7 separate regions of the Mus musculus genome follow, and regions 1, 2, 3, 4, 5 and 7 are each linked to region 6. A link is a loop called in an ENCODE intact Hi-C map of the cell type or tissue named here. Cell type or tissue: left cerebral cortex. All regions are shown on one strand. Region 1 has its middle 5.2 kb from the start of H1f5. Region 2 holds the start of H2bc13 (H2B clustered histone 13). Region 3 holds the start of C230035I16Rik (RIKEN cDNA C230035I16 gene). Region 4 has its middle 7.2 kb from the start of H4c18. Region 5 holds the start of H4c11 (H4 clustered histone 11). Region 6 holds the start of H2ac6 (H2A clustered histone 6). Region 7 holds the start of H2bc14 (H2B clustered histone 14).

Region 1 (4,000 bases), 1.9 Mb after region 6:
GTGTGTTTACAGGCAGAGTAAGAAGGGCAAGCCCAGCAAGAGAGGAAAGGAAACACTAATTTAGGTGCTGTTTTTTGATGCTGCTATCAGTGTGCCCTGTGTTCTGGACCAGGAACACTAAGGTGATGACACAAGTGCCAGGGGTGGCCTGTCTAAGCAGCCTTCCCTCTTAACATCCATTCTTACCTGCATCCCTGCTACTGCCTCTCCCAACGCTGGCATTTTCTGTTCCTTGCCACAACTGTTATGTGGCATTTAGCACCCCACCCCTCCACCACTGCCTTAGTTTTGCTGTATTCCAAAAGAAATTGTGAAAGAGAAATTGGTTAAAAGAAATGATTCATTTATAGTTTGACCCAAATCTGGAAAAGAACCAATTTCTTTGCCAATGTGACTGTGGCACTCTAATGTTTTATAGGAGATAATGAGATAAGGGTGGACTGTAGGGAACTAAGATAGGTTTACAGGGCCCCTTCGGCAAGTGAACACCATTGAGCCTAAGGCACAAAGACCTGGGTGCTCTTAAACTCTCATCCGTCCAACTAGGACACACAAAAGTTAAATCCTGGCTTCTCTAGTGATGACCCTATGGGTTCAGAGGGACAAAGAGGAACACCTACAGTGGTGAGCGGCTAGATGATCTCATCTGTCATGCTCAGTTACCTTGTCTACCCTCCTCCCTTGTATGTCTGCCATTGGGGGTGGAGGGTGCTTTGCTAGGGTGTGGCATGATCTACATGAAGTGTGTTCACAGGTGACACTTCCAGACAAGTACCTTCTGTGTTGCAGCATGGGAGACACAGAGCTTAGAGTTCTTCCGGGACTGAGTTAAATTTATTATTTTAGAGTGCTAAGTTGTTGTGTTGCAGAATGCTGTGTATGGAAGCACTAAGAATAGTGTGATGGTTTGTGTATGCTAGGTCCAGGGAGTGGCACTATTTGGAGGCCTTGTTGAAGCAGATGTGGCCTTGTTGGAGTAGATGTGTCACTGTGGGCATGGGCTTTAAAACCCTACTCCTAGCTCTCTGGAAGGGAGTCTAGCAGACTTTACATGACGTCTTAGAACTCTCAGCTATTCCTGTACCATGCCTGTCTGGATGCTACTATGTTCCTGGTCTTGATGACAATGGACTGAACCTCTGAACCAGTAAGCCAGCCCCAAATTAAATGTTGCCTTTTATAAAACCTGCCTTGGTCATGGTATCTGTTCACAGCAGTAAAACCCTAACTAAGACAGAAGTTGGTACCAGGAGTGGCATACGAACCCCCACACACAAATCTCCATTGGATTTAAGTTAGTACTGAGAGTAGGGTATTACTGTGATAGGCCTAACTATGTTTATGTTTGGAAGAATGTGGATTTTGGGACTTTGGATTTGGAAATCCTTGGAATGCTTTAAGTGGGGCTTAATTGGCCAACCTACTAGGAATACGGAAGACAGTGGTGCTAAGGGTCATTTGAACTGTTTAGGCGTGCTGGCCTAAGATGTTTCAATGGAAAAGAACTGTAATATGTGGCTGAGAGACTGTTTTTGTGAAGAACATGGCTACTTTTTGCCCTGTCTAAAGGAGTCTGCCTGAGGCTAAGGTAAAGAGACTCAGATTAATTGCACTGACAAAGGAAGTCTCAGTAATACCCACCGGAGATTTGTTTTTTGGTTAGGTCTTATGAAGAGCATTTTAACAAACATAGCAAGCTGAGGAAGGAAAAATAAAAAATGTATAGTTTGAATATTAAAGGGACACCAGGAAGTGAAATAGAGCTGAGTCTTGTGTTCAAGGATATTAAATTGAATTAAGGGAGTAGTGACCTTGGGGCAAAGTTCTACCCAGCTAAATTTAGATCCAGGCACTGTTGTAGAAGCCTTTAATTCCTAGAGACAAAGACAAGCAGATCTCTGAGTTCAAGGTCAGCCTAGAACAAAGCAAGTTCTAGGTGAAGAAAAAAAAAAAAAATCCTGGTTTGGTGGACCACATCTTTAATCCCAGTGCTTAGGAGACAAGCATGCACATTTCTGAGTTCCAAGTCAGTCAGTCTACGGAGCAAGTTCCTGGACAACCAAGCTTAGGCAGTGAAGGAGTTGGAAAACAGAAAGCTGGTGATTATGTAAGAGAACAAGGGGGCCATGTTCCAGCCCCAGCAAGCAGCAGAACTTGGCAGCTTTGGAATTGTGTCTCTGGCTTTAGAGTCCAGAATAGAAGGGACTACTGGGACAATTGATACTGTTTAGCTGGAGCTAAGAAATTAGTGGTGATTAAGAAGAGACCCCCCTGACTGAGGTGAACTCTGAGAAGTGTTTTCTGAGAGCACAAAGAAGCTGTGTTTCAGAGATGGCCAAGATTGTACCTCCTGCAGCCCTGTAATTGAAAATATGTAAGAGTTACCCAGGTGGTACTGGTTTTGAAGGCATGAAGGGGTCATGAAGAGCAGGTGAGGCTCAGCACTGTGAGAGGCCGGGGAAGGCCATTGGTGAAAGTGCAGCCTCAGTTGCAGTTGATGGCCCAGGACTGAAGGTGTCATGCAAAGAAGTTGAGGTTTGGCACCATGAAGAGAACATATGAGAGGCTATTGGTGAAGCCTAGTTGCAGTGGAAGTCCCCAATGTGTGCCCTTTCCCCATCCTTGAGTAGGCTGAACAAACCCAGGAAGGTTTTACAACCTATTTGGAGTCGCCTGGCCTCACTGCATTTGCAATTTCCCACAGGAGCTTTGAGGAGTAGACAGCCTGATGAGCTTGCTTTGCAACTCAATCCTGCTGAAACAAAGGTTGGGGTCTGTCGGGTTTCCTTATATAAACTGCAAGTGCTGAAAATTAAACTTTGAGCCTTGATAAGAAACTGTCTTGGCTTCATTCTTCTCTCGCCCTCCCACCCCTCCTGCCTCCAGTTCCTTTTTCATTCCCAGCCTCCCTTTCAGTTCATCCATGACTGCTGGACAGCTACACCAGTGTATTGGAGATGCCAGTAACATGGGATGATCACCAAAAACAGCAGCTGCAGTGGAGTGGATCAACCTGAGCTTAGAGTGCTACAGAGGGCAGAGCTGGAGAAGTGACGCCAGCCATTTAGAGGAGCCGAGAAGATCATGTGTGGATCCCAGACATTGGAACATGAAGATGTAACACTGAAGTTGCCTTGGAGACGCCAAGATGTTAAAGATGCCAGAGCCATGGCCTATCTGCTGAGGAAAGCTGCTAACAGAGAGTGGAACCAGTCCAGGAGAAATATGTTTGTTACAGTCAACAAAGATGAAAAAGGAGCTGGAGATCTGAAAACTGCTTTGACATCAGACATGGAGATGCAGAGTTTGGAGTTTGCCCAGTTGGTTTCCTGTCTTGATTTTGGGATTACAGTTAAGTGATTGGATGGATCTCAGAAGAGACTTTGAACTTTGGACTTTTAACTTTGTTGATACTGCTATAGACTATGGGGACTTTGGAAGCTGGGGTACTTGTACTATTTTATTATGCTATGATTAGGTATGGCCCCCAAAGTCTCATGTGTTTGAACAAGCCTATGGGGAGTTGAATGTGGTAGTTTGTATGCTTGGTCCAAGGAGTGGTACTATTTGGAGGTTTGGCCTTGTTGAAGCAGGTGTGGCTTGTTGGAATAGGTAGGTCACTGTCGGTGTAGGCTTTAAGACCCTACTCCTAGTTGTCTGGAAGGGAGTCTTCCATTAGCAGTCTTCAGATGAAGACTTAGAACTCGTAACTCCTCCTGTACTGTGGATGCTGCTATGTTCCTGCCTTGATGAGAATAAACTGAACCTCTTCACCTGTAAGCCAGCCCCAATTAAATGTTGCCTTTTATAAAACTTGCCTTGGTCATGGTGTCTGTTCACAGCAGTAAAACCCTAACTAAGACAAACAGCCAAGTGACCAAGTTCACAAAGGAGAGCCTTCTTGTTAGACCTTCTATTTCTTGCTTTCTAGTTCTCTTTTCTCTTCAGGACTTGCCTCAAACCTTACATTCTTGAGTTCACAAAACCTGTGCCACCATGT
Region 2 (4,000 bases), 2.0 Mb after region 6:
GTTCAAGATGTGTCTGTTTTATGTACTAGGTCCGAGGTTGGGTGCCTGCCTTCCAAAAACCAATATACTCTTAGCTAAGGTTAGGGGGTTGAACTAACCACAAGCCAGGGAAAACTAGGAGAGGTAATACACGTATTTCCCACAATGCACTATCCCAGTAGTGTTTAGGTCTCTTTGGAGAAAGTGAGTGGCTCTGAAAAGAGCCTTTGGTGATTCGTAATGTTTGGTTTCACTTCCCCTTGGCCTTGTGGTGGCTCTCGGTCTTCTTGGGCAGCAGCACGGCCTGGATGTTGGGCAGGACGCCGCCCTGCGCGATGGTCACGCGGCCCAGCAGCTTGTTGAGCTCCTCGTCGTTGCGGATGGCCAGCTGCAGGTGGCGCGGGATGATGCGCGTCTTCTTGTTGTCGCGGGCCGCGTTGCCCGCCAGCTCCAGGATCTCGGCCGTCAGGTACTCCAGCACGGCCGCCAGGTACACCGGGGCGCCGGCGCCCACGCGCTCCGAGTAGTTGCCCTTGCGGAGCAGCCGGTGCACGCGGCCCACGGGGAACTGCAGGCCGGCCCGGGAGGAGCGAGTCTTGGCCTTGGCGCGAGCCTTGCCGCCCTGCTTGCCGCGTCCAGACATAACTCAGCTGTAGATAACCACCGCAGTAAGAAGCAAAAACGGTATACGCATAGTATATATAGTCAAGGCTGGACGCGAAAACGGAGAGATTTCATTGGTTACACATTGGTTACCAATGGCGCCCTGGTTTTGAAAATCCCTTGTTTTGATTGGACTGTTAGTACATGACGTATGGTGATTCAGGTTCGGCATAGCCGTAAGTTTGTTTAAAATGCAGCCAGAACAGTCATTAACTTTTAGTTATCCTTTTTCAACTTAGTTCACTTCATCCTCTCAGTATGCCTGAGCCCGCCAAGTCCGCTCCCGCCCCGAAGAAGGGCTCCAAGAAGGCCGTCACCAAGGCCCAGAAGAAGGACGGCAAGAAGCGCAAGCGCAGCCGCAAGGAGAGCTACTCGGTGTACGTGTACAAGGTGCTGAAGCAAGTGCACCCCGACACCGGCATCTCCTCCAAGGCCATGGGCATCATGAACTCGTTCGTGAACGACATCTTCGAGCGCATCGCGAGCGAGGCTTCCCGCCTGGCGCATTACAACAAGCGCTCGACCATCACGTCCCGGGAGATCCAGACGGCCGTGCGCCTGCTGCTGCCCGGGGAGCTGGCCAAGCACGCGGTGTCGGAGGGCACCAAGGCAGTCACCAAGTACACCAGCTCCAAGTGAGCTCGTTTAACTCACACTCCTAACTCAAAGGCTCTTTTAAGAGCCACCCACACTTTCCTCTGGAAAAGCTGTTGCACATGCGTGGTTATTGATGACGCTTCTCTTGCCTTGGACCTAACAAGGCATAAGGTAAAATGCCAAAAGATGCAGTAAGCAGTTTGCGTTTGGAAGTTAAGGGTTAATGGACAGTCAGGCTTTGCCTCTCCGGTCAGTTGAAATATAATTCGCAGCAGCCTGTAGTTTTTATTTACGAGTGTGCACTGTATCCTGAAGCTTTAAATTAAGCATTAACTGGTATTCACACCCCAACCAACCAACCTTTCATTCCTCCTAACTGAAAAGTATGCTGCGTAAGCACAGGCCAGTTGTCCTGCGTGGTTGTGGGTATTTATCGTACAAGCGAAAATGGAACCTGAGTGTAAATTCACGAGAAAGTATGCTTCAGAGAAGCCATCTTCAAGACTGATTTGAATGTCCATGGTCCTAAGTCCAGCTGCAAGCGTCAAAACTGCATTTAAAGCCAGTGGGCCCCAGCATGACCGCTGAGTTGGAGGTGAATTAAAAGCGTGGGGTAGCCCCCCAATATTAGTGGGACTTCCATGCACCATCCAGGTTCTGCAACTCTCCATAATTCCGATAGTTCAAAAATCATTTTTGATGTTTCATGATATTAGCGTTCTCCGTTACCTCGTGACCTCTCTTCTGTAAATCATATTTTGTAGGTCACCATCGCAGTCCCTCTGTATGAAAACCACTTCAGTGTGCAGTTAAAGCAGGACAGGTGGAGGGCTAAAGAATAATCTAGTTTTGCAGTGTTGTGAAATGTGCTGCTCTTTTCTGCCATCTTGTGGCCACAAACAGAATCATAAGCCTTGGGTGTTTTTCATCCAGACTGAAAATGCTGTGACCAGTGAGTTACTGTAATGTTACTATTTTTTTTTCCTAGTAACGTTGAAAGAGTTATATTAACTTCTCAAGAGTCATTCGTGTGTGACTGAAGGAGAGGAGGCAAGACAGACGAGACTGGAGCACATAGAGGGAGAGTCTGGTCAGAGCTGTCAGAAACAAAAACTACACAAAATCAAATTAAATCATTCTAAAATACCTGAAAACATTAAAGACATGTTTTTTAGTTTTAGATTTCTGTCCCCTATTTTTTGGCATTTTCCAGTGCTTATTTATAACCAAAGATATTATTAAAATATTATTAGAATGACAAGGTTGCATATGAAACAGAGACAGATATTTTCTTAAAGTTCAAGATCAAGGCATGAGCAGATATGGCTTCTCCTGAGGGCTCTCTCTGGGATTTGGCAGGTGTCTACCTTCATGTCCGTGCCCTTGACCTTTTCAGTCTGGTGTCTCTCTGGTAAGCACCCCACTCTTAGGACCATTCTTAATGGAAATGGACTGAAGGCAAGTCACTAGGAAGGTGGTCAGCCACTTACCTGCAGCTCCCGCCTGTGAAGATCCTGTCTCCAAATACAGTCATACCAAGGACAAGAGCTGACCATGGGCATTTAATCTATCACCACACTTAACACTATATTTTATTTCAACCTGCTATTATTCCACATTTTCTTTCATTTTAAAAGTCTGCATTTAGTTAACATTATAGCTAAATCAACAACTGAAGATTTTCTAAAACGGAGTTTATGTGAGTTACTCACGGGGTCCAATAGTCATTGGACATTTGAAACCACCTTTCATTTCTAAAAATTTTCTTGACATCCATGCCTCCTGACATTGTTGGCTTGTATTTTTTGTTTTGTTTTGTTTTGTTTTTAATTTGATAGTGTATGAGACACTTAGGCCCCTAATCCTGCCACTCTAGTTTCCCCAAATTTTGAAAGAAATTAGGAAGCAGAACTGAGTAAAGTAGATTCATTCAGTTAGACGAGGTCCCATGCACTCTCTACTTTTCCTGTAGCAGTGTTACAGTTTTATAGACACCATAAAAAGAAGCATTGGGTTCTAGGTGAGTTAGGCTGCCCTGCTGTGAGAACTGCTGGAGTCAGGATGTCAGCCTTCCCCTTCCCCTTCCCCTTCTTGGGATTCCTGGAGGAAATCTTATATTTTTAGTTATGAGCCTAGCCGTTTAATGGCCGAGCCATCTCTCCAGCCCTCCTAGAGGAAATCTTAATTTTTTAGGTCCATTGTCTTAGCATTCCTCTTTCAATAAGGAGCAGAACATGTTTTAATAGTTTCTTAGCTCTGTGATAAGAACAATCAGAGTGTGGGTACCCATAAAGCCGGTAGGAACTGGCAGGAGCTGGGGAGCGGCAGTGCCCACTGTGTTCCTGGACAACACAGTTTCACTGGCTGGGGCTTCCAGTTTTGAAGAAGGTATGTGTTTAAATATGAAATAGCCTAAATCTTTTGTATGTTATCTAGCAAACATTTAGAATATGACCCAGACTAAACAAACAAACGTTGCTATTGTTTTTTAATCTCAAAGTTGAAAAACTGGATATGAACAAAAATTTCTGGACCCCAACAAACTCATGAAGTGTCCTGCCACCGAGGCCTGACTCAAATGCCCAGAGTTTCCCAGTTGATTCTCCACTAAGAAGACATTCCTTGCTTGGCCCCTCTAGGCAGAGTATAGGGTCTCACATAACAGACATTTGAAAGCTAGTTAAGACAAAAAAAAGTAAGCCGTAAAGAACAGCCTTGACCTCCTAACAACAGCGAGGTGAGGGTGAAGGGTAAGAAATGT
Region 3 (4,000 bases), 250 kb after region 6:
AGTTGCAGTTTGCAGGACGGACTGGGCCTTACATGAAGGAAACAGGAAATCCTTTGCTCAAGTTACCTGAGCAGGCAGCAGAGAGGACACGGAAAGGAACAGCAGCATGTAATGAAGGTCCTCAGCCACCTCGGACCACAGTTCAAGAGAGCCTCCTTGCGGGATGTAATTGGGTTGGGTGCGACCTCTTGGAAAGTCTTCCGGATTGAGGAGCACAAACTACAAAGTTACACAAAACAGAAAATGGATTTCCACTCAAGTCGCTCCACAGGAGTCTCATGGAGGACAGGGCTGTTGATCAGGGGCCTGCATTCATCTACAAGTGGTAACAGTGGGGTCACCCTTCAATTTATGCTTTGGTGAATAATGCGAAGCCGAGGAGGAGGAAGAAGAGGGGGGGGAGGAGGAGTATTCTTTCAAGAATGTATTTATTATTTTTGCAAGTTCTCCTTTTAGATTAACAATCATGGAATTGAGCCTGTGAAAGTACATTTGAACAAAATGGACAATATTAAATACATCTGTAATAAGCTAAAATAAGATAACCCATTCAGTCAGCTGGGGTTGGGAAAGAGAATGTTATATTCAATTTACTCCGATATTTCTTGAAGACATGAAGAGGTTAGTCCTCAACTAAGTGATTAATAGTCTGCTTTTTATTCTTGCTCAGGGAAACAAACAGAACAACAAAATCCCACAAACACTGAACAATAGCAGAGAACTCTTTCATTGTACTACAGGGGAGTGGACACTGCTAGTCCACTGGTGGGGGATTGTTTGCCTATGTGTGTGACTCCAATGTACAGCAACACAACGATCTTTAGTAGGCTCTGAAGAATAATAAGACAGATTTCTGATGTCCGATGTGTCTGTCGTGAGTAAGGAAGAGTAAGAGTCATTTGGAGTTCCTCATGAACTCAGGGAAGCCGAAAGGAATTCTAATACCATCAAATTAATTTGCATTTGAATCCTACTTGAACCCAGCATGGAGACTGATAATTTAAAACTATATTAATTTCATCTTGACAGTCTTTTTTTTTTTTTTTTTTTAATTAAGAGCTAATGTGGTCTCCTTGTTAATCGACAAAGACCAATGTCAGTTAAAGGACGTTTTGGTATGTTTCTCCTCCCATAGTCTTATTTTTATTCATCTTTATCTTATTCTATCCTTTCTCACCTTTGCTTGTTTGTTTGTTTGTTTGTTTGTTTACACAGGCTTTTACTTTGGCTGGCCCTAAACTCACTATGTGGAACAGGCTGTGGCTGGAGTTCACTAAGATCTCACTGCTCCCGACTCCCTGGCTTTGGGATTAAAAGTGTATTCAACCACATCCGGACCAACCATAGAATTTTGCTGCAACTACAGACTAACATGTCTCAAATCTTGCTGACAAACAGGGGCAAACGAGCTGTTTAAATTCGCAATAAAAGTTGGTCCTCTCAAAGCCCTTAATAATTTTGCTTCTGTTTCCTTGGTTTTCAAACTTCCGTTTTCTTCAGGGGCCAAGTCACAGAAATTTGGCTCTGAAGAGATACTGAAATAAAATAAGAGAATGAATAAATGCAAACTAAAAAGTAAGAGGCAGCTGTTACTTGCACAATGATTGATACAACTCTAACCATCACGCAGAGATGGCATCCCAAGTAGGGAAGCAAGTACACGTGGATCCTTCGATAGCTCAGTTGGTAGAGCGGAGGACTGTAGGTCATTGTTCTAGAAATCCTTAGGTCGCTGGTTCGAATCCGGCTCGAAGGAACCCTTGTTTTTTTTAGCGTCTGGGAGCTCGTTTCCGAAAGAATTGAGCGGGACTTTTCGTATTTGACTGACCTCAATACTACTCTCGATGTGCAAAGTAGTGACTGTAGATTTTATAATTTGTTCTCTGTAATAGTTTTTAATACTTCCAAGCAGGCTTTGACGTCATAGATCACATAACCCCACCCCTGGAGATCCTTGTGCCCTGGAATAAAGGGGCCGGCGACGACCTGTAGACACGAGGTTTGGGGCCGGGTGTGCTCCTGAACCCGCCCAGTGGCCGAGAGTGAATACAGGTCCTGTGGTTAATCGGTGGGGCACGCGCGCCCTCCAGTAGTCAGAGCGTTCTCAGCAGCTGGACCTCAGGCTCAAGTTTCTCAGTAGGCATCTTCCTATCACCTCACGGCAGGAGGAAAATCCTGTTCCTTCAAGCTTTTGGTTTAACTATGTTACGATGGTTTTGTTTCAAGAGTCTGGGGGGAAATTGGTGTAAATCAGAATGACCTGGAGACATTTTACAACCTAGGGGATGCGAATTTAAAAAGTTATACAGGCGATTTTAATGTGCTGCAAGGGCTTTAAAACGCTGCTAGAGCGTTTCTCTTAAAAAACAAACAAAACAAAACAAAACAAAACAAAACAAATGGCATTGCTGGAAACGGAATGGCAGTTTTAGGGGAGAAATGCAAGAGGAGATTTAGTTCAAAGAAAATACAGAGAAACCCTGTCTCGAAAAATAAAAAAAGAAAAGAAAAAAAAAGAAAGAAAATCTCACCTATCAGTAGCGCATATTTGCTAATTTTGTGCTAATCCTTTTAAACTGCGTTACTCCTGCTCTCAAAATCAGTTACCTGTAGAATCGTGTCAATGAGAGATTAATATTAAGTAAGACAAAGTAATTGACAAAGATTTCAGTTCAACATATCGAAAGTTGTACAAGGGTTTTTGTGCTTGCAATTTCTTGTACCTTCCATCCCATGTGTCAGAACTTTTCTCTAAGCAAATAATTTTCAGAAAGATAGAAAATAGTTCAATTTTTTTCTTTAAAGATAACGTTTGGGCCTCGGATATAAAATATATTAGATAGTCCTGGACTAGGCGTTTCTGCAAGGCACAGTAAGTTCCAACCCACAAGAGCTGGTCCTACATTTCTTTCCATATCTTGGGCTGTATTCCGGGATATTCCAGTGCCGGTAACTGAACTGAAACAAAAAAAGCAAACGACCTAGATCCAAACACCGCTATATACGCTTCCCTGTCTCAACAAAGGGAACGCGTTTGCGCGTTAACAAAGGGAAAGCTGTGAGAACTTGATAGGAAAACAGGAAATACCAACTCCAGAGCTCCAAGCCATTTCCTGGAGAACAGTGTGTGGTAGGAACTAGGCCCTTCCGGGTTGCTGAGAGAACTTCTGAAATTTAACTATAGAGGTTAGAAGTAACGGATTTGGTTGTTCTTGTTCTAGCAGGGTATGATGGGAAAAGAAACAGGCATAAATGCAAAACTGGAGAATGCGGGCATCGATCCCGCTACCTCTCGCATGCTAAGCGAGCGCTCTACCATTTGAGCTAATTCCCCTTCTGATGGTAAGTGGCTGCTACCTTACTCCCTTTTGATAACTGGATGTAATTCAATGCTCGCTGTTATTTTCAGCTCATCAAACAGAAATTGTGGGAGTGGGAGTGGGGTGGGGGTGGGGGTGGGGTGGAGGGGGTGTTAGTGTGTTTGTTGATATGATTTTTTTTATGTCTAATAAAATCCGAACAAGATGATAAAAACTGAAGTGGAGAAAGTAAAATGGAGTATTTAAGAAAGAGTTTCCTGAGTTAGGGTTGGTGTTTTATAATCCCAGAACTGCAGGGAAGGGGAAGAAAGAAGTCCTAAGGCAGGAGAATTGCCCCCTCTTTGAGGCCATCTTGTTTTACATAGCAAAAAGTGAGATTGTGGCTTGGTTGTCACGGAACAGTCCCGGGGTTACTTGCGCCCTCTATAAATGAAAGACGGTACCGCCAGTTCTGGGAATCGCACAGGGGTGCGTACAAATGGACCAGGACGCGGAGAGCACGGAAACAACGGTGCTGGGACCTTGTGCACAGAATCCAGATGCCAGATGGGAATTAAACATTCGGCCGAGAAAAGCAATCTAGTTCCCTGGGCTCGACTTTGACTCACTCCTTGGTCTGCACCAATCCTCACATCCCTCAGGTCCTCTAACTTTTACGACAGTATCCAGAAATCGATTCT
Region 4 (4,000 bases), 1.9 Mb after region 6:
ACTCATTTATAGTCTTCTCTTGCCTCAGTACTGTAAGTCACTCCATCCTGTGTTTTTCTTACCCATGAGTACTTTGTGCTCAGTCTGGAGCTCTCAGATGTAATTAGTGAAGCCCCTGCCTATCCACTGTTACTTTAAGAAGGTGAATTTACAGCATGACTGCAGTCCTCTAGTGCAACTTGGGCCACAAATAAACAGGCCCCACCCGAGTACATTACACAACAGTTGTGTGTCAATCAATCACCTGATAATAAAAGTCATAAGCTGTAAATTGGGAGAGGAAAATCAACCCTGAGAAAGATTATTATATAGCTGTCTAGCTGCCATGGAGAACTGGGTACCTGAAAGGGAGGCTGGAAATGAAAAATGACGGGCGGGCAAGAGAAGGATGAAGCCAAGACAAAGGTTTCTGATCAAGGCTCAAAGTTTAATTCTAAGCTCTGTGTTTATATAGGAAAAACCCACAAACCCATCCTTTATTTTAGATAGATTTGGATTATGTGTTAGGCAAGCTCAGCAGGCAGTCTGCTCCTGTGGAAAGTGCAGGTGAGGCAAGGGCAAGGACTCCACCCTAGGTCGGTTAGGTCAATGGAAGACCAACTGTGGCAAACAATTCAGGTCTGTTTAGCCTACTCAAGGCTGGGGAAAGGCACAATTCCCCTGTTTTTGTTTTTGTTTTAAGGTGAGCTGGACTTGGGATTTACTTGTTGTCCATGATCCCCTCTAGGGTATAGAGTGGCTAGGCGGCCATGTCTGTCTTATGTCCTTGTCTCCTTCTTACCTGTTGTAGAGGACAAACATGGCTTTTTGGTGTTTGTCTCTATCTTAGGTCGAAAGGGGCTCAAGAACAGGCCTTCAAAAGTACTTTCTTTCCCATTCAGACAAAAGCCACGAAGGACATATGAACATGGACTCAATGCATGTCTTCATAGTGATAACTGCCACGGTGAACAGCTGAGCTTGCTGAAAGTGATCCTGTGTGAATGCAACCAATCTGGTTAAGATACAAAGTCCAAACGTTAAAAGCAACAAGATTAAAGTTGTCTGTGGGAGTATCCCAGGTATTCAATTCAGGTGCTAATTGGCAAAGATCAAACACAAAGTCTGGCCACCAGGTTTATAGGGGGTGGCTTTGAGAATTGATAGAAAACACTCTCTCTCCAGTAATCGTGGAGACTACAGTCCAGGTTAACTCAGCTGGCTGATAAGGATTTTGAGCCATCTTCATCGTTGGTATCAATAATCATTAGAAGGCTTGTGATCTGTATCCACTTGATAAACAAATCTTTCAGGAGCCATTGGGATCCATTTTCTTTTTGTGAAAAAACATCAACAGAACCTTGCCCCCATATTATGTACAGTATTTCAATCATGCCATGTGCCAGTAAGAGGATCCTTCCATTTCACCTAGGTGTGACCAAGCCTAGTTGTAGGGTGCCATAGACACTCAGCAGAGAGGTCTTTGGCATCAAAATTTTTAAAAATTTTAAAACAAAAAGAGCATTTTTAAATAATGTGGTGTACAGGGATATAATTCCCCCTATTATTTTCTTAAAGATGATATTGTTTTAAAGTTCCACAATACCTTGTATTTGACAATTATAAAGAATCACAGTAATATGGGTAATATTAAATTGTCTACAAAACATCTCATATGCTTGACTGTAATAGCCAGTTCCATTATCTGTTTTATTTTTTTTAAAGATTTATTTATTTATTATATATGAGTACACCTTAGCTGTCCTCAGACACACCAGAAGAGGGTATCAGATCTCATTACAGATGGTTGTGAGCCACCATGAGGTTGCTGGGATTTAAACTCAGGACCTCTGGAAGAGCAGTCAGTGCTCTTAACCACTGAGCCATCTCTCCAGCCCCCTCCATTGTCTGTTTTAAATTTGATTTGGAACACAAAGCTTAGAAAAATAATGCAGGCAATGACTAATTACATTTTTAGTTGCTTCTCCTGTTAAAACAGTTGCAATTAGAAAGCCTGAAAAGGTATAAATAGTCGCATGTGTATATTTTACTTTTCAAAAATCAGAAATATGAGTAACATCCATTTGCAATAATTGATTAGGTGTAAGACCTTGAGGATTAACAAAAATTATGTGGTACAGGTAGAAATTGAGGACACTGAGAACAAGTCTTTACAATTTGACTTGCACATTCTCTAGAAATACCAAATTGCTGTCTCAAGCTATTACTATTTTGATGATGGAAACATGAGATTGTATGGCCAATTGTTCCAGTGTAAGGCCTATAACTGGCACGGTATACAAATCTGCTGTGGCGTTGCCCTAAAGGGTCTGTCCAGGCAATCTAGTATGAGCTCTTAAATGTCCAAAGGCAGTCCTTTAAAGGATCAGTACTTTTCCTGAACTTGAGCTGTATTTGCATAAACAATTGTAAAATTTGAGAACTAGCAGTATCTAAAAAAGGAACAATTTCAAGCAATTGCAAACCATGATCTATATATTGGCTACCAGTATGCAAATTAAAAGCTTGGTTTTTCAACATTTTAAAAACAGTGCCTACAGCATGTATTTCAATTATTTGTGCTGAAGTGGAGGGAAACTCAAGAGAATAAACATGTGATGCAATCACATGTTTCTCTCCCATAGATGAGCTGTCTATTAATATAGTAGTAGATGCATTCTTTATGGGATAAATTTACAGGAAATACAAAAAGCAAAATTGACAACCATTATCCAAAAGACAAGTTGTTTCAATTTGAGTGAAAGAAGAGTGCATGTGGTATGTGTGTGTTATGTGTATGAAGTGTGTGTGAAAGAGTGAAAGGAGAACGCACAGAGGTGTGTGTGGGCGTGAGAGTTCAAGAAAATAAAAGCACAGAGGAGAAAAGCAGAGAGCACAAGAGAATGCAGAGAGAGTGTGTGCAGCCTCAAGCTGTGAATGAGCGAGAGAGAAAGAGAGCAGAGAGTGAAAGAGAAGAGAAACTTTAAGCCTTGAAAACTTGCCTGTCAGCTTGTACCCAAAAAAGCAGTCTGTGTATATTTATTATGCCCCTTGCAGATATCCCTGCTTCCAGTTGAGAACTCTGACCCTGTGTCGAGGCTGGACCCAGACATTCACTTGCTTGATTTTTTTCTTAATCACAGATATGGGTGAGCTAAAATTCCTGAGCCTGTGATCAAACTGCAGCCAATGGAACACTGGCAGTTTAACAATAATTTTTAAGTTTCTTTTGCAATATTAGAGCAAAACCATAAATTTGAAAAGCAAAATTCAATCTTTACAGTGTAGACATCTATTCTCTTTAGAATCAATGAGTATTACTTTCAAATTACAAAGTTTGGCTGCCAGTTCTCGTATATGAATGCACGACAGTGCAACTTTTAATACTTCATTAAAGAGACATTGTTTTAAATCCTGTCTTATAATTCTAGTTTCTAGGATAAGAATTACAGAAAATATTATCCCAATTTAGTAGTATCTTTAGAGACCTGATTTCCTTGGTTGGCTCATGCCACATGTTGTTTAAAATGACTCTAACCCTGAATTACCAGTTTTAACCTAACTTTCTTGTTACCAGTGTTACAATTTTTTAATCATTACCAATAACATATAAACCAATACTCTATAACCAAGACATGCATAACTTACTTATACCTTTAAAACCAGTCAAAAACAAAAATGAAGTGGCTACACACATCTTATATATTTAGACCAAACAAAATTTTCTTGCTTTTTCTAGCTGTAATTTCAAGAGAAAAAGCACCTTGTCACTTGCTGAACCCAATAAACACAATTTCTAGAGAAATTTCTAGAAGAAAACACCCATCAGCTTATTTACCATAAAATGTGAGAAGCTGCTGGCCCCTTTAAGAGAAACTTTTCTTCAGCTGTGCTTGACTCCCAGCTACAGTGCAGGGTAACTTATCAGTTTCTGCTGTGCAAATTAAGACTGCCTTCTAAACAAGTTAAGCTAAATCTAGCAGATAAAGTTTTAACCATTTTTTTCTTTTGAACATGAAAC
Region 5 (4,000 bases), 1.9 Mb after region 6:
AAAAACAGCACAGGATCTAAGGTCAAGTTTCAACAGATGGTATAACATGAAAAGTTTCTCTACTGCAAAGCAAACAATCAGAACAGCAAATGGACAACCTACAAAATGGGATCAAATCTAGGCTAGCTCTGTATAAGACTGGAGATTATGTCCAGGATTTACAAAGAACTCAGGAAGTGAATGCTAGAAAAATGAAGCTGCTGATCAGCACATAACTTGAATCAATAGTTTTCAAAACAAAGGTAAGTGGTCAGTGACTATTGTTAAGTGCTCAACAATAATCCAAGACATCAGGGATATGCAAATTAAAACTATTTAATGTGTGAAGTGGTTTGAGATACCACTTCAGTTAGGATGAAAGCCATCAACAAATGTTGGCAAGGATGTGGAGGGAACTCTGATTTACTGGTATTGGGGTGCGGGGTGGGGTACAAATCAATACAGCCACTGTGGAAATCAGTTCGGATATTCTCAAAAAATTAAAAATAGAACTCCAATATGACAAAGTTATTTTAAACCTGAGCATATATTCAAAGAATATAGAGAATCATAGAGATATTTTTTTACCTCAATGTTAATTACTGCTTTATTCACAATAACAAAGAATTGGAATCAACCTAGTTGCCCATCTACAGAGAAATGGATAATGAAAAATTTGTTAATCAAGCAAACATACATAAATATTACTCATCTCTAAAGAAAAATGAAGTCATAAAACATGCAGGAAAATACATGGAATTAGAATGTGTATTAAGCAAAACCACATGCTCTCTCCCATGTGGAACAGACTAAACGCAAGCATTGGACAACTTAAATTGTTTCTATTGACATTTATGTGGAAGTGTAAACGTAGTAACAGTGTACCTTCATTAACTGTTGACTCTTGGCCGTTTTATGATTTATTAATTAAAGTTTTATGGCTTATAAAAACTCAATTCAGAAATTCACACCTCCCCCATATTGGCAGTTTTATTCAGAATTTTATTGCATCCGAGACAGCATAGTTTATAAAGCCAGATCAACCTCATTCTACACAACTGAATGTACAAATCCTGAACTTAAGTGGTCTGTCGCAAGGTATGAAATGACTTAAGTAGGGAAGCATCCTTAAGAGGTGGAAGCAGAAAAATGGGCAAGTATAATAAAACTGCCTAGAACAAATAAAAAGAGTGAAACCATGTGAACACCTAGTGAACTCACCACTTGACAGGACTATTCAGCTTTCCTAGCATTGTTCCGCATGCAAATTAAGCACATACATGTTCGTTCTGATTGGACAACCTGTTACGAGCCGTTTTCACTCCAGTTCTCAGTTAACAAGCGTCAGCTCTTCTGTAAAAGATGTGGTGGTCCTGAAAAGGACCTTTAGGGAAATATAGTGTAAGCGAGCAGCTTAGCCGCCGAACCCGTAGAGGGTGCGGCCCTGGCGCTTGAGCGCGTAGACCACGTCCATGGCGGTGACGGTCTTGCGCTTGGCGTGCTCCGTGTAGGTGACGGCGTCGCGGATCACGTTCTCCAGGAACACCTTCAGCACACCGCGGGTCTCCTCGTAGATGAGGCCGGAGATGCGCTTCACTCCCCCGCGCCGGGCCAGGCGGCGGATGGCGGGCTTCGTGATGCCCTGGATGTTGTCGCGCAGCACTTTGCGGTGGCGCTTAGCGCCACCTTTACCGAGCCCTTTCCCGCCCTTACCTCTGCCAGACATGACTGCACTCAGGACAGCTCAGAACAGAGATGCTGACCGGGAGCCTGAGCGCCGTCTTTTTATACTGTAGCGGGCGGACCGAAATGAGAACCTGCAGGGAGGAGGCGGGAAGTTGCGCCCGCGGCCGTGGGGGAGGGGAAGACTTACCAAAAAGAAAAAGGGCGCCTTTTGTTTCCCTGTCTGTGCTTTCTGAGGGAACTAGCTCCTCACGCCCTTTTAAGAGTTTGGAGAATCGAGCGCACAATCAGTACACTGATTGCACAAAATACAGAAAGCCAAGCGGCCCCTTAACAACCGGTAACCCCGTCCAGAGAGGACACTGCAGGCGGCTGCTAAGGCGCTTTGGTGCTCAGTACACACTTTCCACCGTGCAAACCGTGCTCTGAATTACCTTGTGTTCCTTCTCTATTGTAACCGCATTTCAATTTTTTTTTTTAGTTCAAACTTCCAAAAGGCCATTTTAATATGTTTATAAGAATTTATAGAAACCTTTAAGCCGATTTCAGTTCACAGTTTGCTTGGACCCCTGCTCACACCACACAATCTGGGAAACCCTGTCTGCTGTCCTTCCCTCAACCCCATATGCTTGGAGAAAACTTCAGGCTAACATGTCATCACCCTCACCTAAGAGTTTCTGGCAACCAACCCTGGCTTGGAAAAGGGCAAGACAGGGTCTAAACACTATCTCAGTCGCCCTTGGGGTGCCTACTTCAAAATTTATCCAAAGTGGGCTGGAATCCAAAATGCCTGACTTTCCTTTGTTCTTTGGTCTGCCCTCAGTACACGCTGACCCGTCTGGATGGCCACTAGAGGGCACTCTTGACTATAACATCCTTCGTGATCTTGAAATTTTCTGCTGGTTTAAGAATGGTCTGGACTCCCTTTGTTCACGTTTTGGGGGAACTGAATTCTTGTCCCTCCGTCTGTAGTGCTCGATGGCTTAGGCCAAGGTTGCAGCATTTTCAGACATACAGGGACTCAGACCTCGAGCAACCGTCATCTGAATCACTGGGTCTCCACCCCTTCTCTTCTTCTCTCCCCCTCCTACACACTAAGTGCTTTGTCTAGTGGACAGCCTTCTTCTCTGCACCCAGGCCTTTCTCCTATTCCACCTAATCCTTTCCCAATCCCACCCCACCTCCCCCACCCCCCCCCCCCAAAAATCACATACTCTGCTTACTGAAGTCTTCTTGCCTATACCAATGCCTTCTGTCTTCCCCTCTGAGCTAAAGGCCATGCACAATTAGCCTCTTCCCCTTACCCACCTTCTTCCCCTCCTCCCTGCTCCTCCTTCTTCTTTACAGGTTCCACTTATAGGTTAACCCTCTCCCCTTTATCCACTTCCACCCTCCCTGCCTACTCTGCTTCCTGCCTCTACTTCGTTGCTGACACCCACACCCTGGCCCCATCCACACTGGCCTACTACCCCTGGAATCTCCCCTGTAGCCTCTTATACAGGGTCCCACCAAACCTGTGCTCCCTTCTGCCCTCTCCAGGAAGCAGTTGGAGTTGAGGGTGTTGTTGAGTTCATGTTCCTTTTCCTCCTCAAGACCTCCCCAGATTGAAAAACTGCTAGGATCCTTCTCTGTCAACCGGTCTGCCAGTGTTAAGGCGTTCCGGTCCCTTCGCCAGTCATTAACATGAGGCACGACCTTTATATCATCCAGGCCTCCACTCTCACTCTCACACAGTGTGAATGTGTGCCAGCCAGCAAGCAGACCAGACCCATCTAGTGGACGATTGATAGTGCTGTGCTTGTGAGTCAAGTTGACAAGGAGCAATTGTGTTGCTTTTGTGTGTCAGCTTGACACAAGCTAGAGTCATCAGAAAGGAAGTGGCTTCAGTTGAGAAAATGCCTCCATAGGATAGAGCTGTAAGGCATTTTCTCAATTAGTGATAGGTTGGGGAGGGCCCAGACCATTCTGTGTGGTGTCATCCCTGGGCTGGTAGTCCTGGGTTCTATAAGAAGGCAGGCTTAGCAATCCATGAGAAGCAAGCCAGTAAGCAGCACCCCTCCATGGCTTCTTCATTAGCTCCTGCCCTCAGCCCTGCTTGAGTTCCTGTCCTGACTTCCTCCAATGATGGACTGTGATCTGGGTGTGTAAGCCAAATAAACACCCTTCCCCCCAACTTGTGTTTTGGTCACAGCAGCAGAAACCCTAAGACACCGCAGCATCTCGTGTCTAAAGTCAACTGTGCTCTTCTGCCATAATATACTTGGGGATTCAACTTAGCCAGGGCTCTAAGACCCTTATCTGCAACTGTGTGTGGCCTCTGAGGGACCTACAGCCCCCA
Region 6 (4,000 bases):
CATAATGTAATCCTAAACCATATCTAGGCACAGCTTCTAGAAATAAATGATGTAGATGATAGCATGCTGTTAACTTCTGTGGGGAAGAGAGCAAGTGTACTGTTTCTTCGAACAGGCAAGACAAAGGCTTAGATAAGTGGGGCCGGAAGAAGCGAGCCAGTATTTATGGCCAAGTTTGTTCAGGGGGCAACTAGGGTGATGGAAATATTCGCCTTTCATTTGGACAAGCAGAGGACTAAACTCCGCTAATGACTCTGAAGTCCTTATATTTTGAATTGTTAAGTCAACAGACACAGCAACGGCGTTCGTTTTGGGATTTCTTGCATTAAGTCCTTCCAGTTCAGCCTCTCCCCACTGCTTGCTTCGGATCTTCTCATTTCTCTAAACTTTCACGTCACTTGGACTATGAAAATTTAGTATGGCCAAAGTACGGTAAAGTGATACATTTGCATTTGCATTTGAACAATTCAGTTCCGTCTTTTACCAGAACTTCAATGCCGTAAGTTTGACAATTCCAGGTCATATTTTAGAATACTCTACCAAGATACTGGTCTAAGATTTCATGCTAGATAGCTCGGTAATCTGATATTAAATCTACAAATGAAAAGCCTGTCCTTTGTTACAGACCCCTCATGTTTAACATCAGTCTTGGAGCCACTTCTTTCCAAAGTAAAACCTACAACTTATAAAAGACAAACTTCCTAATGGCAACAATTATCCTCTTCAAAGTCTGTCACTCCTGTCCTACAACTTTGTTCTGATGGACTCAAGTCCGCCTCACCGGAAGTGACGTTTGCAAGGCTTTTTTTTTTTCTCCCAACAAAATGGTTGTAGCTAAATGTAACCAAGACTGAAATTAAGCTAAAAGTATCCCACTGCCTTTAAGATTTATAAGCACCTGTCATCTGCTTCTGGGTAAAACTGAACGCACTGTTCTACCACAGCTCTCTCTTTGAGAAAGTGGGTGGCTCTGAAAAGAGCCTTTGGAATTCGCTACGGAGGCTTACTTGGCAGGATCACTTGGAGCTGGTGTACTTGGTGACGGCCTTGGTGCCCTCCGACACCGCGTGCTTGGCCAGCTCCCCGGGCAGCAGCAGGCGCACGGCCGTCTGGATCTCCCGGGACGTGATGGTCGAGCGCTTGTTGTAATGCGCCAGGCGGGACGCCTCGCCCGCGATGCGCTCGAAGATGTCGTTCACGAACGAGTTCATGATGCCCATGGCCTTGGAGGAGATGCCGGTGTCGGGGTGCACTTGCTTCAGCACCTTGTACACGTACACCGAGTAGCTCTCCTTGCGGCTGCGCTTGCGCTTCTTGCCGTCCTTCTTCTGGGCCTTGGTCACGGCCTTCTTGGAGCCCTTCTTCGGGGCGGGAGCGGACTTCGCAGGCTCAGGCATCTTCGGATTTCCAAACACAGGAACCTCAGTGTGGGCTGGGAACGGACTTCTCCTACTTATAGGGCGTTTATGCTAATGAAGGATTTCGAACCAGTCTCAGCTAATTGGAAGAAGAAAAAGTAGTGGGTTCATGGGTGGGATTATGCAAATGAAGTTTCCAGAAGCAGATTTTCTATTGGCTATATCAATGAGCTCACTTGTAACCAATCAAGTAGTAGCGTTTACTACCCAGGAACCTACTATAAAAGCTGCCGCGTCTGTACAGTCTTGGTAACTTGTTTTTACTGTTCTGTTACTTACACAGCACTATTACTATGTCTGGACGTGGTAAGCAGGGCGGCAAGGCTCGCGCCAAGGCCAAGACCCGCTCCTCCCGGGCCGGCCTGCAGTTCCCCGTGGGCCGCGTGCACCGGCTGCTCCGCAAGGGTAACTACTCGGAGCGCGTGGGCGCCGGCGCCCCGGTCTACCTGGCGGCCGTGCTGGAGTACCTGACGGCCGAGATCCTGGAGCTGGCGGGCAACGCGGCCCGCGACAACAAGAAGACGCGCATCATCCCGCGCCACCTGCAGCTGGCCATCCGCAACGACGAGGAGCTCAACAAGCTGCTGGGCCGCGTGACCATCGCGCAGGGCGGCGTCCTGCCCAACATCCAGGCCGTGCTGCTGCCCAAGAAGACCGAGAGCCACCACAAGGCCAAGGGGAAATAAGCAACAGAATCTGCGGAAACTTCAAACCCAAAGGCTCTTTTCAGAGCCCCCACTTTTTCAAAAGAAGAGTTGAACAGGATACTCTATTGATAATTTCTACCCTAATCTGGTGGGCTCTAGATAGTAACGACTGGTCTTGATTGTTAACAGTTTTAATTACTTGGGAGTATTTTTGTAGAGTAAACTTTATTAAGATTGGTAGTACCCCCTAGAATTTGATAGATTGGGCAGCTTAAAGTCAAAGGTCTCAGAACTTCTGGTCTAAGCCGAATACTAATGTTTGTCAATGTAAGCCAGCTGAAGGTTGTATGTTTTTAGTACTATAAGCCTACCACCTACTCCGTTATGTCCGACCATGAGTCTGTGTTTGTCCTCATCTGCTGCAGGAGTTTCTCTGATGATGGCAGCTCATTCTAACTCACATGCAGGTAGTCATGGAGTTCTTATGAATTACCAACGTTATCCATTTTTACAAAAATTTTACATTTTAAAGCAAGCTCCTTGGTTGTTCCCAGATTTCGAATCTGTTCTTGGCTGGCTTGGCTGGCCGGCTGGCTGGCTGGCTTGCTTTTAGAGACAGGGTTTCTCTGTATAGCCCTGGCTGTCCTTGAACTTAGATATTTGCCTGCCTCTGTTTATGGAGGGCTGAGAATAAAGGCAATGCACAACCATGCCCATTGGTGTGTGTGTGTGTGTGTTAACCAGAAATTAGTGCTTGCAGTCTTACTGATACTGGAGAACCCAGGCAGCTTCTTCCTCCTTCCCCAGCAGTTATTCTAAAAGAAAAATGATCGGATGCCCAGAAACTGTGAAGATAAAGGGCTGAGGAAAAAATCACATTGACTCCCCCTAGGAGAAAAAAAAAAAAAAAGTTCTATGATCATACCACCTAAATGTGACTGATTGTAGAAGATAAGCAGTGTCAGGCCTAGTTGACACTCCGATGGGAGGCCACGTAGGAATATTGGGTGCTGTGGGCTTAGAAAAAATAAAATGAAAATGAAAAAGGAGTTTTCTGAGTTGTTTGGGTTTGGGAGAAACGGATCTCATGAGACCCAAGCTGCCTGGGTACTTACTACATAACTAAGACTGGCCTTGGACTCCTGAGGTTTCTGCCACCATTTCTCAAATGTTAGGAGTACAGGCATGAGTCAACATGCCTTGCTGAAGAAGAATGGCATTGTTTGTTTATGCTGGGTCCATTATACCTCAGGCTGCCCTCAAACATGCTGGGCAGCTGAGAATGACTGTGGACTACTGAAATCTCTTGCCTCCGCCCTCTAAGTGCTGGAACTATAGTTGTGACTACATGCAAGCTGGGCTTACGAAGTCTGATATCACTGTGCATAGCTACTACTGTTTGGTCAGGAGTCCAGCTCGGGATTCCTTCAAGTTTGAGAACCTGGATCCTTGGATCTCACTTACTTCATATCAGCTTTGGAATCATTTTCATTTCCTTGTCAATTTTCTTTTGAGCGGAAATTTCCCAGGTGTGAGACCTTCAGGAATGCCTTTAAGCTCCCCTATCCCAACATCTTTCTGTGTCTGTGTTCACTTTGCTATGAAAAGACCCTGACTCTGTAGTGTGTACCCTGAAATTAGAAGAGCACAGGCTGATCAAGACAGATGGCTGCTGGGTAGGCACCACTGCATGCTGGGTAGATATGTGTTCCTCACTAATCCTTGTAAGCAACAGTCAAAAACAAGTGCTATTGCTATTGTAGATGTTTTGATGAAAAACAGAATAAAGAAATTAACTAAGTCCCTGGGATTAGAAAACATACACTTCAAACACTGATATTTTATAACCATCCTCACCTAAGAGAGTATGAGAAGAAAAATTGAAATAGTGCAAAATTATTACATAATGGGTACCCTTTGTTATATAGAGGATTA
Region 7 (4,000 bases), 2.0 Mb after region 6:
TTCACGTAATAAAGCTTTTCTCCTGTTAATCTACCGTTGGCTTATGTCGTTGATATAATCATTGAACAATGAGATCATGTGCACTATATAGGTATGCTGTCTGAGTTCACCAAAAAGTTCTCTCTGAGAGTCAGGAGTGTTGGTTGCACTACTCCCCAACCAGTTCTGTCTCAAGTATGCTAGTCTCAAAGTCTCTTACAGATGGTTGGTGGCAACACACTCCTTTAATCCCACCATTAGAGAGGCAGAGACAGGCAACTCTCTGAATTCCAGGCCAGCCTGGTCTATGGAGTGAGTTCCAGGGCAACCAGGGCTACACAGAGAAACCCTGTCTTGAACACCCTCCACCTTCCAACCTCCACCCCCAACCTCCTGCCCCATACCCCCCCAAAGAATCAGTCTCTTACAAGCCCCCCCGCCCTAAGGATTAGCTGGCGCTCCTACTGTTGCATGGAAGGAATGGAACAGAATATCGCCCAAGCATAAAACATTGTGCCTTAGAAGGTAAACCATGTGCTAGGGAGATGGCTCAGTGGTTAAGAGCATTGATTGCTCTTCCAGAGGTCCTGAGTTCAAATCCGAGGAACCACATGGTGCTCACAACCATTTGTAATGGGATCTGATGCCCTCTTCTGGTGTGTCTGAAGATAGCTACAGTGTACTCATATATATAAAATAAATTAAAATCTTAAAAAAGAAAAACCAAGCAAACAAAAAAAGAAGGTGAATGATTTTTAAGATATGACATTCGTTTATCGCATGATTTAAAAAGGAAAAAAAATGTTAGTCCTCCAGTTATAGGAAACTCAGCCACGGAGGAAAACTCAACAGGGAACTCAGCTAACTATCCCTTCCCCAGGTGGTTCCTGCTTCATGTTGTAAGCAACTGATTTGATGGTGTCACCTGCACAGTTGCTATTTGTCTTTTTTACTTTAAAGTCTTCCAGGAAGAGACACTGTTCTGCCAGTGACTCCATAAAATCCAGCTGACTGCCTCAATGATGCTTCCTCAATTGCTCTCTGCTGGATATTCTGAGATCCTACGTGATGAAGTTTTACTGTCTGTCTGCTTCTTCAATTGCTGTTTTCTTTTTGCTTTTGATTTCCTATATACTTAATAAACTGACTCATTCAAAACTGTAGTGGGGAGTACCTACAAGGACAGCATGCAGCAGGCTGAGGAAGGACGACTCTTGTAAGTTCCAAGCAAGTCAGGGTACAAAGCACTCTCTCACTCTTAAAAAAGAAAGTAAAAATAATAAAACAAATTTATTGACAGAGTTTTAGATGTTTCATTTTATAATGTATTACATATTTTCTTTTCAAGGTTTGTATAATTATTTTGGAAAATAGTTCATAGCTGAGTCTCTACATTCATACAAGACAGGACATATAAGTTATGACTTCAGTGCAGTCCATTCTTATTTAATTTCCTCCACTTTAAAACCGGGAAAACAATAGAATTTGTTCCACAGGATACTATAAAGATCAGAGATAATAATTAAAGAAAATGGTTAGAAAGTCATATTAAGATCTTACTCTATAACAGCTTAAATTCATTTTGAAATCTGTGTACTAAAATTTCATTTATATTTGTGCTGGTTAGTGTTTATTTGACACACCTAAACTCATCAGGTGGAAGAGGGACCCTCAACTGAGAAAATACATTTATTAGATTGACCTGTGGATAATTCTGTGGGGGCTTTTTTTTTTTTTTTTTTTTTTTTTTAATTAATGATCGATGTGGTTGAGACAAGGTTACATGGATCAGTGCTGCCACCCCTGGGTAGAGTGGTCCTGGCAGGTGGAAGAAAAGCAGATGTTTGCTTTCTGCCTCTGCTCCTGCTTGAGTTCCTGCCCTTTCTTCAAGGATCAGAAAGGCCTTGTAAGCCAAATGATCCCTTTCCCGAAGTTGCTTATGGTCATAGTGTTTACAACAGCAATACAACGCAAAATAGGACAATAAAATTATCTACCTTTATGTGACTATTTACTACTCTATCATATCTAGTAAATGTACTAGCCTACTGATGGGATTTAGAAATAATTTTCATTTTCTTGACATTTCTATTATGCTTGAGTGAACCTTTACCTAGGATGATTAAGAAACAAAACAAGCTGGGCATGGTGGCACACGCCTTTAATCCCAGCACCCTGGAGACAGAGGCAGGTAGATTTCTAAGTTCGAGGCCAGCCTGGTCTACAAAGTGAGTTCCAGGATAGCCAGGGCTACACAGAGAAACCCTGTCTTGAGCCCCCTACCCCTCAACCCCCAAGGGAGGGGGGGGAGGGAGGGGGGGGCACTGCTTGAAGGTAGAATCCCAAACCTATAATAAAAAGGGCAATAACATTAAAGCTTTTTGAGGCTGTTTCTCCTTTATAGTCCATTTTGAAACACCATACCAATAAAATCTTAATTAAGTGCAGTTAAAAAGTAGGTCACACCAAATAACAGTACAACACAAGACAATTTTTAAAAATCAACAAATAATTTAGAATTACCTGGCAAGTCTGTTGGAAAAACCAGGGGCTTGGAAAGTCAAACCTGGTTGTAAAGGCCTGGAATCCCAGACACCGAAATTAAGGAAGATACAGTTTGAGGCCAGGCTGGGTGGTTATGGTAATTCCATATTGGTCTGCAAGAGACCTGGTGCCAAGAAAAAGTCAAGAATGACCCAGAAAAGGAATGGTGCCATGTGGCATAAGGACAAACTCAGCTGCACTTTTACAAAGTTAACTGAAGTGATGGCAACCTTCCAGTTTGAGATTAAAATAGGAATCAAGTATCAAAACCAGATTAACAGAAGGGCAGATTTATAAATATTAAATGGTCTGCATTAGTGTTTTCTTAAAGTGAGGAATGTACTCTAGACAAAACCCTTGGATTTGTGCTGTGCTAGCCCTTTTCAAAGAACTGCTTAGTGGCTCTGAAAAGAGCCTTTGTGTTTGGAGTGAGTCAGACGAACTCACTTGGAGCTGGTGTACTTGGTGACCGCCTTGGTGCCCTCCGACACCGCGTGCTTGGCCAGCTCCCCGGGCAGCAGCAGGCGCACGGCCGTCTGGATCTCCCGGGACGTGATGGTCGAGCGCTTGTTGTAATGCGCCAGGCGGGAAGCCTCGCCTGCGATGCGCTCGAAGATGTCGTTCACGAACGAGTTCATGATGCCCATGGCCTTGGAGGAGATGCCGGTGTCGGGGTGCACTTGCTTTAGCACCTTGTACACGTACACCGAGTAGCTCTCCTTGCGGCTGCGCTTGCGCTTCTTGCCATCCTTCTTCTGGGCCTTGGTGACGGCCTTCTTGGAGCCCTTCTTCGGGGCGGGAGCGGACTTCGTTGGCTCAGGCATGTTACAACACAGATAAACTGCAATTTGTCTGTATAGAGGAGGCGAAGTGAACGCCCTATATACACGCTGTTATGCAAATAGAGACGAGAGATAGTCGCATGTTTATTGGTTAGTTTAAAATTACACCTATCCAATGAGAATGCATATTGTTCAAATTTGTGTTTCTACTGGTTAAAATATTAGACCCTTAGCCAATGCTACGTCTTCATTTTTAGCGCCATTCAGTCAATAACAAAGAGTGAGCTACTCTTCCGCCTCAGCACTTTTATTGTACACAGCATTTTGTTTTGTCCAGTCGCAGTGGCAAGGTTCGCGCCAAGGCCAAGACTCGCTCCTCCCGGGCCGGCCTGCAGTTCCCCGTGGGCCGCGTGCACCGGCTGCTCCGCAAGGGCAACTACTCGGAGCGCGTGGGCGCCGGCGCCCCGGTGTACCTGGCGGCCGTGCTGGAGTACCTGACGGCCGAGATCCTGGAGCTGGCGGGCAACGCGGCCCGCGACAACAAGAAGACGCGCATCATCCCGCGCCACCTGCAGCTGGCCATCCGCAACGACGAGGAGCTCAACAAGCTGCTGGGCCGCGTGACCATCGCGCAGGGCGGCGTCCTGCCCAACATCCAGGCCGTGCTGCTGCCCAAGAAGACCGAGAGCCACCAC

Evidence for each region. Hi-C counts contacts between places; a loop is a spot of excess contacts. Peaks named below come from ENCODE experiments on the same cell type or tissue, not always from the same donor. Only the 100,000 strongest peaks of a DNase experiment are listed, where the experiment ranks them.
Region 1: it touches region 6 in a loop (3-fold over the local background); 3 of 42 quality-filtered maps call a loop at or near these places.
Region 2: it touches region 6 in a loop (4-fold over the local background); 11 of 42 quality-filtered maps call a loop at or near these places.
Region 3: a loop joins it to region 6, with 2.9 times the contacts of the local background. A loop is called at or near these places in 9 of 42 quality-filtered maps.
Region 4: it touches region 6 in a loop (2.5-fold over the local background); 6 of 42 quality-filtered maps call a loop at or near these places.
Region 5: a loop joins it to region 6, with 3 times the contacts of the local background. A loop is called at or near these places in 3 of 42 quality-filtered maps.
Region 7: it touches region 6 in a loop (2.8-fold over the local background); 12 of 42 quality-filtered maps call a loop at or near these places.

Annotation. Positions count from the first base shown.
Region 1 is chr13:21,773,413-21,777,412 of GRCm38, reverse strand. No RefSeq gene overlaps it. Among named protein-coding and RNA genes, the nearest start is that of H1f5, 5.2 kb to the left of the region's middle. In left cerebral cortex, no CTCF peak of the experiment used is centred here; a DNase peak (open chromatin) is centred at 2,130.
Region 2 is chr13:21,713,044-21,717,043 of GRCm38, reverse strand. It overlaps H2bc13 (H2B clustered histone 13), which reads left to right and starts at 861. Exons shown (of 1, transcript NM_178199.3): 1 at 861-1,333. The coding sequence starts at 901. The coding sequence ends at 1,281. H2ac13 (H2A clustered histone 13) reads right to left here and starts at 632. Exons shown (of 1, transcript NM_178182.2): 1 at 185-632. The coding sequence starts at 622. The coding sequence ends at 230. In left cerebral cortex, CTCF peaks have their summits at 573 and 2,130 (motif pointing left); DNase peaks (open chromatin) are centred at 734, 1,297, 2,120, 2,671 and 1 more place; H3K4me3 peaks cover 1,984 bases; H3K27ac peaks cover 1,593 bases.
Region 3 is chr13:23,430,746-23,434,745 of GRCm38, reverse strand. It overlaps C230035I16Rik (RIKEN cDNA C230035I16 gene), which reads left to right and starts at 3,729. Exons shown (of 4, transcript NR_015492.1): 1 at 3,729-4,000. It overlaps n-TAagc13 (a tRNA gene), which reads right to left and starts at 3,334; the gene lies at 3,262-3,334. n-TYgta7 (a tRNA gene) reads left to right here and starts at 1,669; the gene lies at 1,669-1,756. It overlaps Gm40833 (a long non-coding RNA gene), which reads left to right and starts at 74. Exons shown (of 3, transcript XR_873170.2): 1 at 74-325; 2 at 1,058-1,115; 3 at 1,216-1,450. In left cerebral cortex, CTCF peaks have their summits at 2,037 and 3,747; DNase peaks (open chromatin) are centred at 1,681, 2,006, 3,272 and 3,783; H3K4me3 peaks cover 2,771 bases; H3K27ac peaks cover 819 bases.
Region 4 is chr13:21,822,961-21,826,960 of GRCm38, reverse strand. No RefSeq gene overlaps it. Among named protein-coding and RNA genes, the nearest start is that of H4c18, 7.2 kb to the left of the region's middle. In left cerebral cortex, no CTCF peak of the experiment used is centred here; no DNase peak of the experiment used is centred here.
Region 5 is chr13:21,732,801-21,736,800 of GRCm38, reverse strand. It overlaps H4c11 (H4 clustered histone 11), which reads right to left and starts at 1,767. Exons shown (of 1, transcript NM_178210.2): 1 at 1,345-1,767. The coding sequence starts at 1,705. The coding sequence ends at 1,394. In left cerebral cortex, CTCF peaks have their summits at 2,498 (motif pointing right) and 3,239 (motif pointing left); DNase peaks (open chromatin) are centred at 1,347, 1,824 and 2,524; H3K4me3 peaks cover 1,733 bases; H3K27ac peaks cover 544 bases.
Region 6 is chr13:23,681,629-23,685,628 of GRCm38, reverse strand. H2ac6 (H2A clustered histone 6) reads left to right here and starts at 1,670. Exons shown (of 1, transcript NM_178189.5): 1 at 1,670-2,156. The coding sequence starts at 1,712. The coding sequence ends at 2,104. H2bc4 (H2B clustered histone 4) reads right to left here and starts at 1,430. Exons shown (of 2, transcript NM_023422.3): 1 at 1,008-1,430. The coding sequence starts at 1,397. The coding sequence ends at 1,017. In left cerebral cortex, no CTCF peak of the experiment used is centred here; DNase peaks (open chromatin) are centred at 103, 871, 1,540 and 2,128; H3K4me3 peaks cover 2,424 bases; H3K27ac peaks cover 1,863 bases.
Region 7 is chr13:21,721,445-21,725,444 of GRCm38, reverse strand. It overlaps H2bc14 (H2B clustered histone 14), which reads right to left and starts at 3,401. Exons shown (of 1, transcript NM_178200.2): 1 at 2,919-3,401. The coding sequence starts at 3,347. The coding sequence ends at 2,967. It also overlaps the pseudogene H2ac14. In left cerebral cortex, CTCF peaks have their summits at 1,803 and 3,764; a DNase peak (open chromatin) is centred at 3,437; H3K4me3 peaks cover 1,022 bases.